Linked DNA regions of Homo sapiens: regions 1, 2, 3 and 4 are each linked to region 5. The links are chromatin contacts, found by Hi-C or POLR2A ChIA-PET in ENCODE. All regions are on one chromosome and are shown on one strand. Each heading gives the region's core, a stretch centred on a gene start or an enhancer-like site at or near the end of the contact. The rest is flanking DNA. Distances are from core to core; before and after follow the strand shown.

Region 1 (2,700 bases), core at 17-2,516, 680 kb before region 5:
AAAAATGATTGCTGCTGCTTTTGGATCTTTGAGCGTAATTCATCTTGTTTGTTTAATGCACGGTGAAGAAAGCTGGTTAATGGAGGTTAATCAGCTTGGAACCTGCTCAAGGACAGCACGTTGAGGTTTGAGAAGGGTGCCCTATGCCATCACAGCAGTGCAAAATGCAACAAAAAACGTCTTGCAGCTCTCTGTTCAAAGAGTCATTGCATGATAAAAGAGAAGGCTACAGTCTGACTCATGATGTACTGAAATAATCTGATATCTCTGTTTGGCTTCTCTAAGAGCAGAATTTCATGGAGTCTGGGATCATTCTGAGGGGCATCCATTAAAATGTGAGTGTGAGTTTTGCTTTTTTTTTGGTCTGTGTGCAGATTTCTATACAGTTATATTCCTTATTCTTCTTTTGGGTTACAGGCCCCTTTGAGAATCTGATAAAAGCTATAAAATCCAGAAGAATGCACACACACAGAAGTTACACATCTTGTTAGGGAGCTCCACCAAGTCCCTGAAGCCTGTCTGTGAACCCCCTGTTGCACGTACAGACAAGACCTTGTCTGATTGATGAATTCATCTTGCATTTTTATAACCTTTCCAGGCTGCCTGCATTTTATTGGTGCTTTTTGGCAAGGGAGCCAAGACTCCTAAAAAAATCTACAAGCATGAGATTCCTTGAAATGGAGAGGTAACAAACAAAGAAAGGAACAAAGTTAAAAGCCCGAGAACCCCTAAGATTTCATTCCTTCAGGAAAATCTGTGTCATAAATCACTTCTCCAGGTGTCTATATTTGACTCTTAGTTGTTTGTGTGGGAGTCCTTCCCTTCACTTTGCTGCCTCCACCTGCTTTCTCCCTTCCTTCTCACCGACCCCAGCACAGGCACAGTGTTACCTGTTCTGTTCTGTTCTGCACCAGTGGGACAATGTTGCCAACTGCCTTCTCATCTAATTTGTGAAACCAGGTCTCTTTCCTCCAACATATACAATCTTGTGTCACAGGATATCTTCCTCTTTCTTTGGAAAAGATATCTTCAAGAAGATAAGTTCTGAACTCAATAAATATTTTCCTTTCTCAAACTAGTGATAGATATAGCCCATTGACTCATTTCAAATGCCAGAGATTGCACTTGTTTTCATCAGTACGAGTTTGCCCTTTATGCCTGTGAGGAGCTAAGTATAAGCCAGTTTCACACACCCCTCCCCTTTTAATTCAGCGCCTTGTCCATATCTCCACACCCCAAAATGAGCAGTGTCTGTACGATCTTACTGGCTCTTAACCTGAGGAAGAGAGACCTGTGGTCATCTCCTATTTAAATGTTTTCTCTTTAAGTGCAGTTTTCCAATATTCCACTAGTTGGGGCTCTATACAAAGGAAAGAAAAAGAAGGGGTTCCTGCAGAATTATTTACTAAGAAAACACAATATATGATACCGCTAAACTATTTTCTGAGGCCCTGGAAATAAGCGCGTTAATTTAATTTTTGTTCCTATATACCAACCATGAAGTTGTATTATATCGCTATATCAGACGTGCTTGCTTTGCTTACATTGGTTAGAGAAGTAAAACCAAGATTATCGCTTTTGATATGATTTGCAGGTAACCAGCTTACCCATTGCGTAGTTATTACAAAATATGAAATTATAAAGTGCGCAATGGAACATTTGCTACGCAAGTGGTAAGACCATCTTCTTTGTAAGATTTTTCTAGGACAGTCATCTTTTAAACCCTTGTTGTTTGATTGAAAGTCTTTCCAGTCTTGAGAATTTGATTTCTGTGTCAGCCTAGGACCAGAGTTTGGACAAGATGATCTAATATCGGTTCCCTCATGAACCGCTGGGAAACTGACTTGGTCCATGCTAACATTTGCTTCTCTCTCTCAGCTTTTACTTACTTTGTGTCAGGTTGAAAGATTACCTCGGACAGTCACAAATAATCCAAGTCTCCCAGTGCTTTGCTTACCCTTGCTTGTTGTAGGTTTGTTTATCCTGTCTTTCTCCACCTCCCCGGAGATCCTTTGGCAAATCTGATAAACAATTCCTTTTTCTTGCTCAAGGCAGAAAGTCCAATCGAATACAATGGGAGGCCAGACTTGGCTGAAATGCAGGCTGCAGGTGTTCTCAGCATTGTGGTCATCTAAACCAGATGCTGGGGGAGTTGAAGCACCTGCTTCCCTTCTCTGTGTACACTCCGGAGACTACCACTCCTGGGTAGGCTGGGCCAGAGAACCAGGCTGAAGTGAGCGACGTACATACTGCAGCATCCTTTTGACAGATAAAATGAGTTGCTCTAGAAACAATTTCTCAAAATTCCCCTTTAAGTCCTCAAACACATACAGGTTGATCTGCTATTCTCTCTCTCCCTTCCCTGATATGACACCACTATTCCTTCAACACACACACACACACATACACACACACACCTGACAACAGAGCCTGCTTCAAGCAGATACTCAGAGACTCAGAGGCAACTTTATTTTTCCCCGGATTATCTAGGAAGAAAAGACTGGCTGTGGACAAGATGGTGATGACTTTTATGGTTCCGATAACAATGAGACAGATGCCAAAAGGCTTGCATAGCCTCAAATTTTATGAACATTTCTATAGGTGTCATAAATCTCTGAACAATCCAGAGAGAACATTAAATCTTCTATCTTGAATGTTGAAGATTAATAAGAGTTCAGGGGAGAAATTGGTCCTGAGGCA
Region 2 (2,700 bases), core at 96-2,595, 570 kb before region 5:
GTCTCTTCTGTGGAATAAAACAATTCCCTCTTTGATGGGATTATATTTGTGGGAGGGAAAGGAGCAGGAGAAAATTCAGTGTCAAGGGCAAAAGTCCACTAAGATGATTCACCTGGGAGATATTTTTTGGAAGGTCTGATACCCTTAGGAGCTAGAAATCAATATTCAAAGATCTCCCATTCCAATGTCATTTAGGCTGCAAGTATGCAGATTTCAGGGCCTGTAGGGGGAATTTATCCGGTAGTGGAATCCTAACACATCTTTTCACTTTGTGAAGCTTGTTCTATGGGTAAATTTCATACCGCCTTGACTTGTACGAGTACAGAATAGGGGAAAGAGCAGTGGAATAAAACCTCAACATCCCAGAAATAGTTTAATTACAGTTTCATTTAGAGGAGAAAAGGAACAGACACTTTTTTATTTTCTATTTTATTTTTCTTCATTCTTTGAGAAAGCATGTCATTCATTTGGTTTTGTCTACTTCAGTATTCAAAATTCCCCTCTGGCCAGTACTGGGAGGCTTCTCTTCCAAGGAGAGGGCTCTCCCACTTCCTGGGAACAGGCTTTGTGCGCAGAAGCCCTGGAGAGTTCAGCAGCTGGTGCTGGGAAAGTTGGGGATTCAGGAACCCTGGAGCATCAGCAGTAAGTTCAACAAATAAGGTGTACCAAGGGTTTAAAATGTGCTCACCTTCACTTCCAAGCATAAGAAGAGGAGGCATAGGCCGGGCATGGTGGCTTATGCCTGTAACCCCAGCACTTTGGGAGGCTGAGGCAGGCAGATCACCTGAGGTGCGGAATTCAAGACCAGCCTGGCCAAACATGGTGAAACCCCGTCTCTACTAGAAATACAAAAATTAGCCAAGCATGGGCACATGCCTGTAATCCCAGCTACTTGGGAGGTTGAGGCGGGAGAGTCGCTTGAACCCAGGAGGCGGAGGTTACGGTGAGCTGAGATCGTGCCACTGCACTCCAGCCTGGACAACAGAGTGAGACTCTGTCTCAAAAAAAATAAAATAAATAAATAAATAAATAGTGGAGGCATTAAAAAAGATTAGAATAAAGAGATGCTAGAAGAAGCTATCTCTTCTTTCCATTTTGTAGATGCCATCAACCTGTTCTTGAATTGCATTCTTTTTGTCTTTGGGTCATTTCTTTCTCCCTTTATCCCAGCATGAAAGGGAGAAAGGGTGGTGGGTTTTAAGAACTAAAGTTTCTTTTGTAGGTATCTCTAGTCTCCCTCCAGCCTTGTGAATCTCTCAGCAATCCTGAGATGCTACTTAGGACCCGCCCCCAATGCCCCCTTCTGAAGAATGGCCTGATTTATAGACACTCCCTAACATAGTCAGAGGCTATTAGCAACTCTTCAGTTGCCCCACCTTCTAGATTATCTGTCTGCAGTTGGGAAATTCCACTAGCCACTTCCTGAAAACAAACTTTCTACTCTTAAGTCTGTAGATGACAGCTATTGAGTGCCTGGACAACTTGTCTGCCCCATATGCAGTTGTAGAGAAACACCTGAGCCTTTTGGGCCAGCAAAATCCCTCATTCCTTCTCTGCCCTTACCTAGTCCCGGTCTGTTTCATGGATTTTTCAGCACTTCCCCTATCAACTTGGCTATTCCCTGTTATTTGTAAAAGCCAAGTTGATAATCCCTCAAATTTTGCCAGTAAATTGATGCAAAATAAAAAAGTGAATCATTATGGATATACAGTTCAAGTTTTGCTAATCTATCCACAGTATTTATGGAGTGACCAATGTGTCCAGGAAGGGCCTGGTAGAAGAGGTTTTTTGGAGGCTATAAAACAACAACAACAACCACCAACAGATTAGATGCCTGTTGCAAAATTCAAGACAATCAGGAATCAACTAATACAACATCTATATGGCATAAGAAGTCTTCAAAACACCTCATTAATATATTAACTCACCACAAGTCAGTTTATATTCCAGAGTATAGTTTAATCAAATATTGTTTTGATGTAGCTACACACATATCAAATTTAAAAAATATACATTATGACTTGGTATTCATTTATTTGCCACCAAAACTAAGCTCTTGAAAACTCGGTATACTAAATATGTGTATTTTAAAAAGATGTTGCTTCTCCATCACATTAATAGAAATAATTACACTTGAAGAGACATAAATTATATTAGTTTTTTATATTGATGTTTCCGAATCAGAAAAAAAGAGTAATTGAATTAAATCTAATGTAAGGGAACAGCCTTAAACTCTTGGACTGGGGGGTAAAACCAGCAGGCAGATCCAGAAGGAAGGTTTGCAGAGTGTTGCTCAGGCAAACAAGATACAAAGGAAAGAAAGTCCTGGATGTTGTTAGGTAGAGCAGGATATTAATACCTAAGAACATTAGGTCTGAGGAAAGAGTCTTTTTCAAACACAACTACCTTGGAGAAAATTTGAACTGCCATCTCTCAGTGATTCCTTTTAGGATAATTTCCTGTTTGCATGTTTACCATGTGCAATAAAGAAATAGTTCTGTTAGACTTATAAGAAAAGGGGCTACACAGCTGACTACTGAGACCTACCAGCCCTTCCTAGTCTTGAAACCAAACCTGGCCTGACTCAGAAAGAACTCAGTATTAAGGCATCCCTAAAACTCATCTGGCCAAGATCTCAACTTCTTGATTTATGGGTTTCTGCCTTGTAAGACCTGGCCCCTACCCAGGGATGCCTGAGTC
Region 3 (2,700 bases), core at 137-2,636, 710 kb before region 5:
AGGCCCCCAGGTCACTTAGGTAAATTTGTCGAGGCAGAAGGATAGAATCTGTTTTCTTTAGCAGTTTGTTAGCTTGCTTTATAACCTTTAACTATTTAGACATTTAGAATATGGCCCTCTATTTGCACTCTTTCACCAATTCCTGGCAGTAAGTATGTAATCAATGGCTGCATGCTAAGCTATAGATGCGAAGAGCAAAAAAGAGAATAACTCGCCTTTCAGACGAGTTATTCCTGAGGGCTATTCATGTATACTTTTAGTCACTCTCTATTCCAACACTTAAAGAAAACCACTAGAGACTCTGGACCACTACTGTCTTGATGAAAAGATAGAGGAGTCATTGGTGAGGATAAATCACTGCATCGTCTTTAATTTATTATTACTGCTTTTCACAAAAGTAGCTGGTAATTAGACCCATCTCTGTACCCTGTTCCAAAAGAGGGCAGCATTGCCACTAGCACATTCCTTCAGCTGTAAATGGCCAAGACCCTCTGCTGGAGTAAGAGTCATCCATTACTTTGGCACCTCCAGGCCAGATTCTTGTGATACATTCTATGTATGGAAAAGCAAGGCTTTACCAGCAGCATCAGCTCATACATGACACTCACGCTTGGCTCTCTTTGCTACTTGGAGCCATTTTGATATTATTTGCAACGTGGAATGGTTAGTCTGAGCCACACATTGTTTTTAGTAATTCCATAATGTGGGTAAAAGTACGTGTGTGTGTATACGTGATAGTGAATAGCAAAAAGCAAATATCCTCCTCCCGCACCCCACCTGTGGTATTGATATTTCCACTATGCTGGTAGGAGTGCAGGGGAAAATACCATTTAGATGTTCCTGGGATTGATATTAAGAATTTTCAGGATACCCCCAAACAACCACTTCAAAAGATGTGCACTTGGGTTCTCTTGCTCATATGAGGTCAAACTAATTGGATTACTTAAACACAGATAATGCAGAAGAGGAAGTTTGGCGGCTCATGATCAATTAAAACAGTTTCCTTCTCAATTTTTGATTTGGTTTGGGTTTCCTTTGCTTTGGACCTTGGCATTAGAACACACATAGAAACTGTGTCTTTATAATTCCCCTCAGGCTTTTCCTAGAGGTAAGCACTCTAACTGGGGATGGAGATTTTGGTTAATTTCTTAATTGGCTGTGTCCTGGTAATGGTTTTTGCAGGATAAAAGCTCTATTTGTATCTCAGTCATTATGGACAGTGAGTCAACTCAGGACTTTAAATGAGGTTTATTATCTTCAGAGATTAAGGCAGTATTTTCTGAGCAGATTTAACAAAAATGATCTTGCCTAATTAAAAGGCTTCACTGGGTAGTGTTCGTCAGAGAGCCCGGCTGCTGGCTGTTATTTCCTGTGTCAAACTTCCTCTTACCCCTCAAGTTTGTACATGAGACAGTTAGAGGGGCCGTGTCTCAGCTCTGCCACCCACGTCTCAGCCCACTCGCACTCGATTGGACAGAATGTTAAAGAAAACTCAGAACATAAATCTGGGTGGGGAGAGCTAAGAACTCTACATTATGTTCTGTCTCGTTTCTTTTTTTATAGCTCATCATAACCTATGCCTATTTTTCCCTTTGAATCTTTCATAGATTCCAGTCATAGGCCAGATTCAAGACTCAACCCCAATTATTGGGTATAAGAGACACAATAGGTATTCAATAAACATCGGTTGAATTGAATTAAATGGGATTGAAATTGGCCCCACTAAGACATAGATCTCTTAGGGGTTGTTTGGCTGCAAAAACCAGAAATCTAGATGACTAGCTAAAGCTAAACAAGAAAATTTACTGTAAGGATACATGGATTTCTTTATGAGAAAATGCAAAAGGAAGTGGAAACTTACCAGGAATGAAAGAGAATGCTGTTTATAATTGTAAGTGCTCTCATTTCTGAAGAATCGTTCTATTCTTCTCCCTCTCTCTCTCTTTCTCTCTCCCCTTTAAACTTTCTTGACTTAGTGTGCATGAGAGAAAATGGCATTCCAAACCCCACATAAACTCCTCTTTCAAATGCTTAGTATTTGTCAGCTATAGCCATTCTGTTCTCAACACATGGGTACTGGCTTTCTTTCAAGCTTTGACAGACATCATTGTCAAGCAGAATTTTTTCCACTGAGCTTGGATACTGCTTCACATTCTTTTTAATTCAGAGCTCCAGACAGCCATGACTAGTTGTTGAAATGGCCATCTCTGTTCTAATTCCTCTGTCAATGGGTAGTCCTTTAAATATTTTAAGATAGCTCTGGGGTCTTCTGTGAATATATAATTCTAAGGCTAATATCTCTAATTTCTTGAGTTCTATAACATGGTTTTGAACCTACATTTAAGTTGCAACAAAACCTCATTTAACTCATAGAAATTCAGTAATATTTGTGTTGCACCAAACAACAACAACAACAGTGAGGGAAGAATCCCCTATTCCTTTCCTCCCATTTACACTTGTAGGAGAGGAAAAACCTTTCTCTAATCTCCTAGATTCTGTAGCTGAGCCTGTGAATCAAGCAGACAAAAGACATATTAACAGGAGAAAAGCATACAAATTTTATTTGATGTAAATATTTTTATGTGGCATGAGGGGCTTCATAGGAAAGAAGCGAAAACCCCAAACAAGCAGTTAGACTCAGGGGTTATATACCATTTTAACAAAGGGCAAAAAATTTGTGGAGAAATGATAGGACAAAGG
Region 4 (2,700 bases), core at 62-2,561, 760 kb before region 5:
TAAAACAGTATGTCCTTTACTCCGAAGCGTCAGCACCCTTTACCCCAATGTAGCACGTGCTTTAAAGTAAACACTTTCTGGCATAAATTGGGAAAGTAAACAGAAAAACATTAAAACTGTATCACACAAATACATACTTATTCTGATTATATTTTAAGTAATCTGAGAAATGTAGCTATTAGTAAGAGAATCACGGCCACAACATGTGGATGCAATCCAGTTCCTAAGTCGTCAAATTCACGTTTACACAAAAAAGGTGTCTGCCCAGAATTCCGCCTACTGGATCTCAACAGTTACCTTGAGTTCATCTGCAGCTTAGGCAAATGGTGGTCAACTCCGCCACTAGACAAAACTTACTCATTCTGAAAAAGGTCAACCCCTCTCCCTTCTAAGACCTCCTCTCACCCTCTCTCAACTCCTTTTCTTGTTTAAGAAAACATGGATCAGCACGGCCACACTATGGGGTCACTGCTCCGCCTTCCCCATTTCTGTCCGGGTCTCTGGCATCCCCAGGGCCCAGTGCGCCTCATCCGACCTGGGACAGGGTAGGCGCTCAACACACCTTTTAAAATCGAACGAATATGCTTCAACTCTAAGGACTTTAAAGTGTAAGTTTTAAAAGTTTGTTTTCGTTTTTAAATGTGACATCACACACACACACACACACACACACACACAAACACACACACACACCCCAGCGGACACTTTCTCCTACCACCATATTTAAGCAAGAGGCTTCGCCAGTCAAAAAAGCAGTGACACCGTCTGTCTTCCCACTCCCTGAAGACACCCATTCTACCCGGGCGTCTGCCCTTGACCCCATTGATTCTAGGAAGCGGCCGGGCGGCGCTGCCCACAGGCTCCGCCGCCAGCACTAGCAGAGTGACCGCCCGCGGGACCCCAGCGCTGCAGAGGAGCCCCGCGCCCCCGGCCCAATTCTCCCAAACAAAGGCCGAGGGGGAGGGGAGGGACGCGGGGGTCGAAGGCCTACAGGAAGAGGAGCTGCGGGTGCCACGGGTCAGGCAGGCTGGGCACCTTTGCCCGGGAGCCCTCTGGGCGGAGGCAGAGATACTTACGGCGGTCTCGTCGCGGTACACGTCGGGGTACTGAAGGGACAGCATGGCCGGGGACAGGCAGGGGGCAGCGTGGAGGGGCGCGGGCTCCGGGAGCGGACCTGAGCTAGCCGGGCTGGCCGCGAGGCGCGGCTGGGGCGCAGGCAGCTGCGGGGCGGCCGGCGGCAGCGGGCGGCCGGCTCACGGCCAGAGCTAGCACAAACGGACTGGCGGCGCGGCGGCGAGGACGTGCAGAAAGCAGGAAGCCGCTGTCTGCGAGGCCGGGAGCCCCTCCCCGGCGGGCGGGCCCAGCGGCGGCGGCGGCGGCAAGAGGGAGCGGGCGGCACCGAGCGTGCGCTAAGGCCGGCGCACAGCTCCCTCTGCAGGATCGCCGGCCGCGCCCGCGCCGCCCGGGCGCACGGAGGAGCACGCCGGCTACGCGCTCGCCCACGCCCGGCCGCCCGCCCGTCCTCTGCGCCGGGGACAAGTCCTTCCACCGAGGCCGGGTCCCCGCGCCTTCCCTAGCGCCCTGCCTCTCTTTGGCCGCGCTCGCAGGACCGCCTGTAGGAGAGTGAAGCCCCAGGGTTTCCTTGCTGATGGAGTCCCCCACCTTCCCCAGCCTTCCTGTTCCCGGGCTGGTTACGGCGGCGAAGGGAGACCTTGCCTCTCCCCAGCCTTGGAAGCAGAGGGCTGGAGGTGGCCTTATGTCCACTGCCTGCGACTCTGGACTTGAAGGGAAGAAGTAATCGATCATGATGACCGTGAAAGAAACACGTCTCCCTTCATCCCAGGACCCCTGGTGGACACTGGGTGGTTTAGCATCCGGACTATGGAGATGCTTTGGAGGTGTTGGCAGGACTACGGTTGAGCCCTTATTTGATATTTACCGATTGAGAAAGAACCAAGATTAAGAGGCCTGGAACTCATCAGGGGTATTTTATTTATCCTGCCTTTTCCTCATTTCCTCTCCTGCTGTCATGCTTGTTTATTGAGCACCTACTGTTTATGGGAAGAAAAGATAATAGACAAGATACTTGACCTCAAACCCATGAAAATTTAATAGTTACATGTCATCATCCTCGGGCCAGCAGCGGTATGTGTTCTGGTCTTGCTTCCTGGACCACCCAGAAGAGACTTTATAGCCCCAGCCATCAGGGGTATAGTGTGTGCCCAGTGTGTTTTCTATCCCTGGCTTCCAAAAAGTCCTGGAAGAAAGAATAGGTGTGACCAGAAAGTCCTTCACCTCCGGAATCTAAGTGGATATGGTAACTATTATAAACTTGTGTCCTCCGTCTCTTTTGTGATATGGTCCCAATTCCATGCCTCACCCTTAGTTCACCATTTCTGTTCATAGTGATGTGTCATAATCATTTTCTGCATCTGATCCCAGATACCCCCTCCTGGGGCAATCTGAGAATCCTCAATTCTGGGAGAACTCACGCTATTGATAACAAACTTTGTGCAAACACGGGGGCATAGCCCACTACAGCCCAGAAGTCCCAATTCCAGTTCCCACCTCGTGCCTTCCCTGGCTGTCACCTGACGCAGGGACTGGCAGGCATTGTCTCCTCCTTCTGCCACTGTGAGGGATTTTTTAAAGAGCAACCCAGGAGCACTTGACCCAGCAGACCCCCTAATGATAATATTA
Region 5 (2,700 bases), core at 196-2,695:
GGCTACATCATCCCATGGCAAGAGAGCAAGAGAGTGAGAGAGCAAGAGAGTGAGAGAGCGAGACAGCGAGAGAGGGAGAGAGAGAGAGTGCGTGTGTGTAAAAGAGGGCCAAACTCCCTTTTTATAACCAACCTACTCCTGCAGTAACGGCATTAATTCATTCACTCTGCCCTCATGGCCTGATCATCTCTCATCAGGCCCCACCCCCGAACTCTGTTACAATGGGGATTAATTTTCCAATACATGCTTTTTAGGGGACATAGTCAAACCATATCAGGGGGACTTTAACCACCTGCACTTGAAGAGAAAAGGAGAGGGCACTGAATTAGGTCTGTACTTCCTTTCTGAGACTTTAGAAGATATCAAGAGACCTGGCTCACTCCTTTCCTCCAGCAGCCTGTTCAGCGTGGCCCTTGAGCTTGACTCACAAACAGCAGTGGAAAATAAGCAAGGGGAAGAACGTGCCTGCAGAGCCCAAAGTCAGCCTGTAGAGCTCAGGCTGGCAATCACTTTCACTCTGCTGCAGCAAGCACCCCTGGGGCTGCTGCCCAAGGATCAACGCAGCAAACCAGCAGGAAGTGGAATAGTCAGCAGAAAGGGTCAAGGAAACCTATCCTTTGTCAGACAGGAGCTTTATTTCCACTCTGGTCCACAGCCTCAAAGGGCAGCTGCCTCACAGGGAGAGTATTTGACCAAATCCGGTTTGCACGTTTGAAATAAGAACTCCATTTATTGCTCTCTGAAACCGAGTGCTAGAAGGCCCCATTCCCAGCAGCCTTGACACCCCCCGTCCCCTCCTACTGTGACAGTCCAGGTTGTTCCAGCTGCCCTGGCTGATGTCTGGCCCTCCAGGATGGATATGTGTCCAAGAAATCCCAGACCCATCCTCCACTTGGACGATTTTGCAAACCTTCACATAAGAACAGATTGCACAAGCGGTATGTGTGAGGGCTGACGGAAGAAAAAGGGAAGAGCTCTTTCTGCTTATGACTGGGACGCTGTTATTCATCAAGCTCTGGTGTTTCAAGTGAGTTTTGTGGATGAGGAGGCCAAGTCATGTCAGCACTAGAAACCTCCCTGGCCTCAGTCATATGTGCTACCCCACCTCTTCCCCACAGCCCCTGCCATTCCTTTATGAGGACCCTCCCTGTTTCGTGCTTTCACAGAGTAAAGCTGCTGTGAGTGGTGCCTTGAGTCACACCCAGCTCACACTGCCCCACAGAATCTGACACGAGGTCTGGGGTGAACTCTGTGGCCCTGGCCTCCATCTTCTGCCCTGCCCTTGCTTCCTGAGGTGGGCAGGAAGCGGGACTCGCGATGAGGGCTAGGCCCCGGCTTCTGGCAGTGGGGGAGTTTCTATCCTGCCCAAGGGGTTAGGGGAAGGAATGTTGGTCACATGAAATCCAGGGGCGGCTATGTAATGTGGGAGACAGCAAGCATCATGTTCCCACACTGTAAGTCATGATGACACTGTTAAAAACGACGGGTGGGTGGGGGAAAGTGAAAGAAAAAGAATAAGGGGGAACAGAAACCAAAGTGAGGCATACAGAGGCATCAAGCAAGACTAACGGCCAAGGTACGAAGAGAGGCCAGGGGAAGGGGTGGCCTGGAAGGGAGTCAGGAAAAGGCAGACGAATCAGACTGGGTAGGAGGAAAGGAATCAGGCCAAGGAAAACATAATGAGATGTGAAGAGAAGACACGATCATTTGGGGAGATGGCAGGGAATCTGCCACCAAGTACATCAACACAGGGTGTTGAAGGCCGGGGCCAAGAACACCTTTGGGGCATCACCCCAGTACAGCATGGAGCAGCACCTGACTGTGAAATCTGTGTCTCTGCTTGCTGGAGGCCTAACTAAATTCAGATGGAAAGGGTCTGTGAGACTCTTAGAAGAATAGAAAGGGGGATGGAAGTAGAGGGAAAAGACCAGAGAGACCCATCTGTGCTTCACAGCTCTTCACGAGTTCATTCCCAAGCAGGCTTTGCCTGTGGTCTTGTGGGTGATGCAAAAAATTAAGAAAATAAATAAAAATTTTAAAATAGGATCTTTGGCTTTTGTTCTCATAACCTAGGAGAGGGAACAGGTGCACATACACAAAGCACCAAGCAGCAACAATTTTATTGAGACTGTTCAGAGGACACAGTAACAGAATACTGGTTGAATGAATAAATGAAGACCAAAGAAAGGAAATGCAGAAAGGCTTTCTTGACCATGTCATTTGTCATTTTAAAAAATGCAGGAATTGGTCAGACGCGGTGGCTGACACCTATAATCCCAGCACTTTGGGAGGCCAAGGCAGGTGTATCACCTGAGGTCAGGAGTTCCAGACCAGCCTGGCCAACATGGTGAAACCCAGTCCCTACAAAAAAATACAAAAATTAGCCAGGCATGGTGGTGGCCATCTGTAATCCCAGCTACTTGGGAGGCTGAAGCGGGAGAATCGCTTGAACCTGGGAGGTGGAGGTTGCAGTGAGTTGAGATCGTACCATTGCACTCCACCTTGGGCCACAAGCATGAAACTCCGTCTCAAAAAAAAAAAAAAAAAAAAAAGCAGGAATTAAACAGTGTTGGTCAAAATGGATGAAAAATTCAAAAATGGACCAAGAAGGTACAATACCCAGGCTTGACAATAGCATAGCACAGGTTCTGAATCAAAGCAGAGAGCAGGAGGCATAGCTGCCAATTCTAGTCTTCTGGG

The links. A loop is a pair of places that touch in the nucleus more often than their neighbours do. ChIA-PET counts read pairs that join two places held with the same protein, here RNA polymerase II (POLR2A). Pooled maps may share reads with other maps.
Region 1: a loop to region 5 is called in a map with no recorded cell type, with 18 times the contacts of the local background. The contact joins two enhancer-like sites. A Hi-C loop is called at or near these places in 1 of 168 maps with a recorded cell type or tissue (GM12878), 23 of 37 single-sample maps with no recorded cell type and 10 of 50 pooled maps. POLR2A ChIA-PET finds 5 or more read pairs at or near these places in 1 of 52 experiments (GM12878).
Region 2: a pooled map shows a loop between it and region 5 (3-fold over the local background). The contact joins two enhancer-like sites. A Hi-C loop is called at or near these places in 4 of 37 single-sample maps with no recorded cell type and 9 of 50 pooled maps. POLR2A ChIA-PET finds 5 or more read pairs at or near these places in 1 of 52 experiments (MCF 10A).
Region 3: a pooled map shows a loop between it and region 5 (2.9-fold over the local background). The contact joins two enhancer-like sites. A Hi-C loop is called at or near these places in 12 of 37 single-sample maps with no recorded cell type and 7 of 50 pooled maps. POLR2A ChIA-PET finds 5 or more read pairs at or near these places in 2 of 52 experiments (GM12878 and activated T-cell).
Region 4: a pooled map shows a loop between it and region 5 (3-fold over the local background). The contact joins the promoter of PREP here to the enhancer-like site in region 5. A Hi-C loop is called at or near these places in 4 of 50 pooled maps.

What each region holds. Positions count from the first base shown.
Region 1 is chr6:105,483,530-105,486,229 of GRCh38, forward strand. No RefSeq gene overlaps it. Among named protein-coding and RNA genes, the nearest start is that of PREP, 82 kb to the left of the region's middle. Within about 2 kb of position 1,267, at least 3 of the 41 ENCODE cell types and tissues checked have a DNase peak (open chromatin) inside an H3K27ac peak, as active enhancers do.
Region 2 is chr6:105,589,851-105,592,550 of GRCh38, forward strand. No RefSeq gene overlaps it. Among named protein-coding and RNA genes, the nearest start is that of LINC02836, 41 kb to the right of the region's middle. RefSeq lists an enhancer at 1,196-1,245. Within about 2 kb of position 1,346, at least 3 of the 41 ENCODE cell types and tissues checked have a DNase peak (open chromatin) inside an H3K27ac peak, as active enhancers do.
Region 3 is chr6:105,452,130-105,454,829 of GRCh38, forward strand. No RefSeq gene overlaps it. Among named protein-coding and RNA genes, the nearest start is that of PREP, 50 kb to the left of the region's middle. Within about 2 kb of position 1,387, at least 8 of the 41 ENCODE cell types and tissues checked have a DNase peak (open chromatin) inside an H3K27ac peak, as active enhancers do; they include GM12878, where a contact is called at or near this core.
Region 4 is chr6:105,401,771-105,404,470 of GRCh38, forward strand. It overlaps PREP (prolyl endopeptidase), which reads right to left and starts at 1,312. Exons shown (of 15, transcript NM_002726.5): 1 at 1,077-1,312. The coding sequence starts at 1,121. RefSeq lists a silencer at 1,020-1,589.
Region 5 is chr6:106,163,131-106,165,830 of GRCh38, forward strand. No RefSeq gene overlaps it. Among named protein-coding and RNA genes, the nearest start is that of PRDM1, 78 kb to the left of the region's middle. RefSeq lists enhancers at 75-921, 383-462, 922-1,768, 1,193-1,292, 1,313-1,362 and 1 more. Within about 2 kb of position 1,446, at least 21 of the 41 ENCODE cell types and tissues checked have a DNase peak (open chromatin) inside an H3K27ac peak, as active enhancers do; they include GM12878, where a contact is called at or near this core.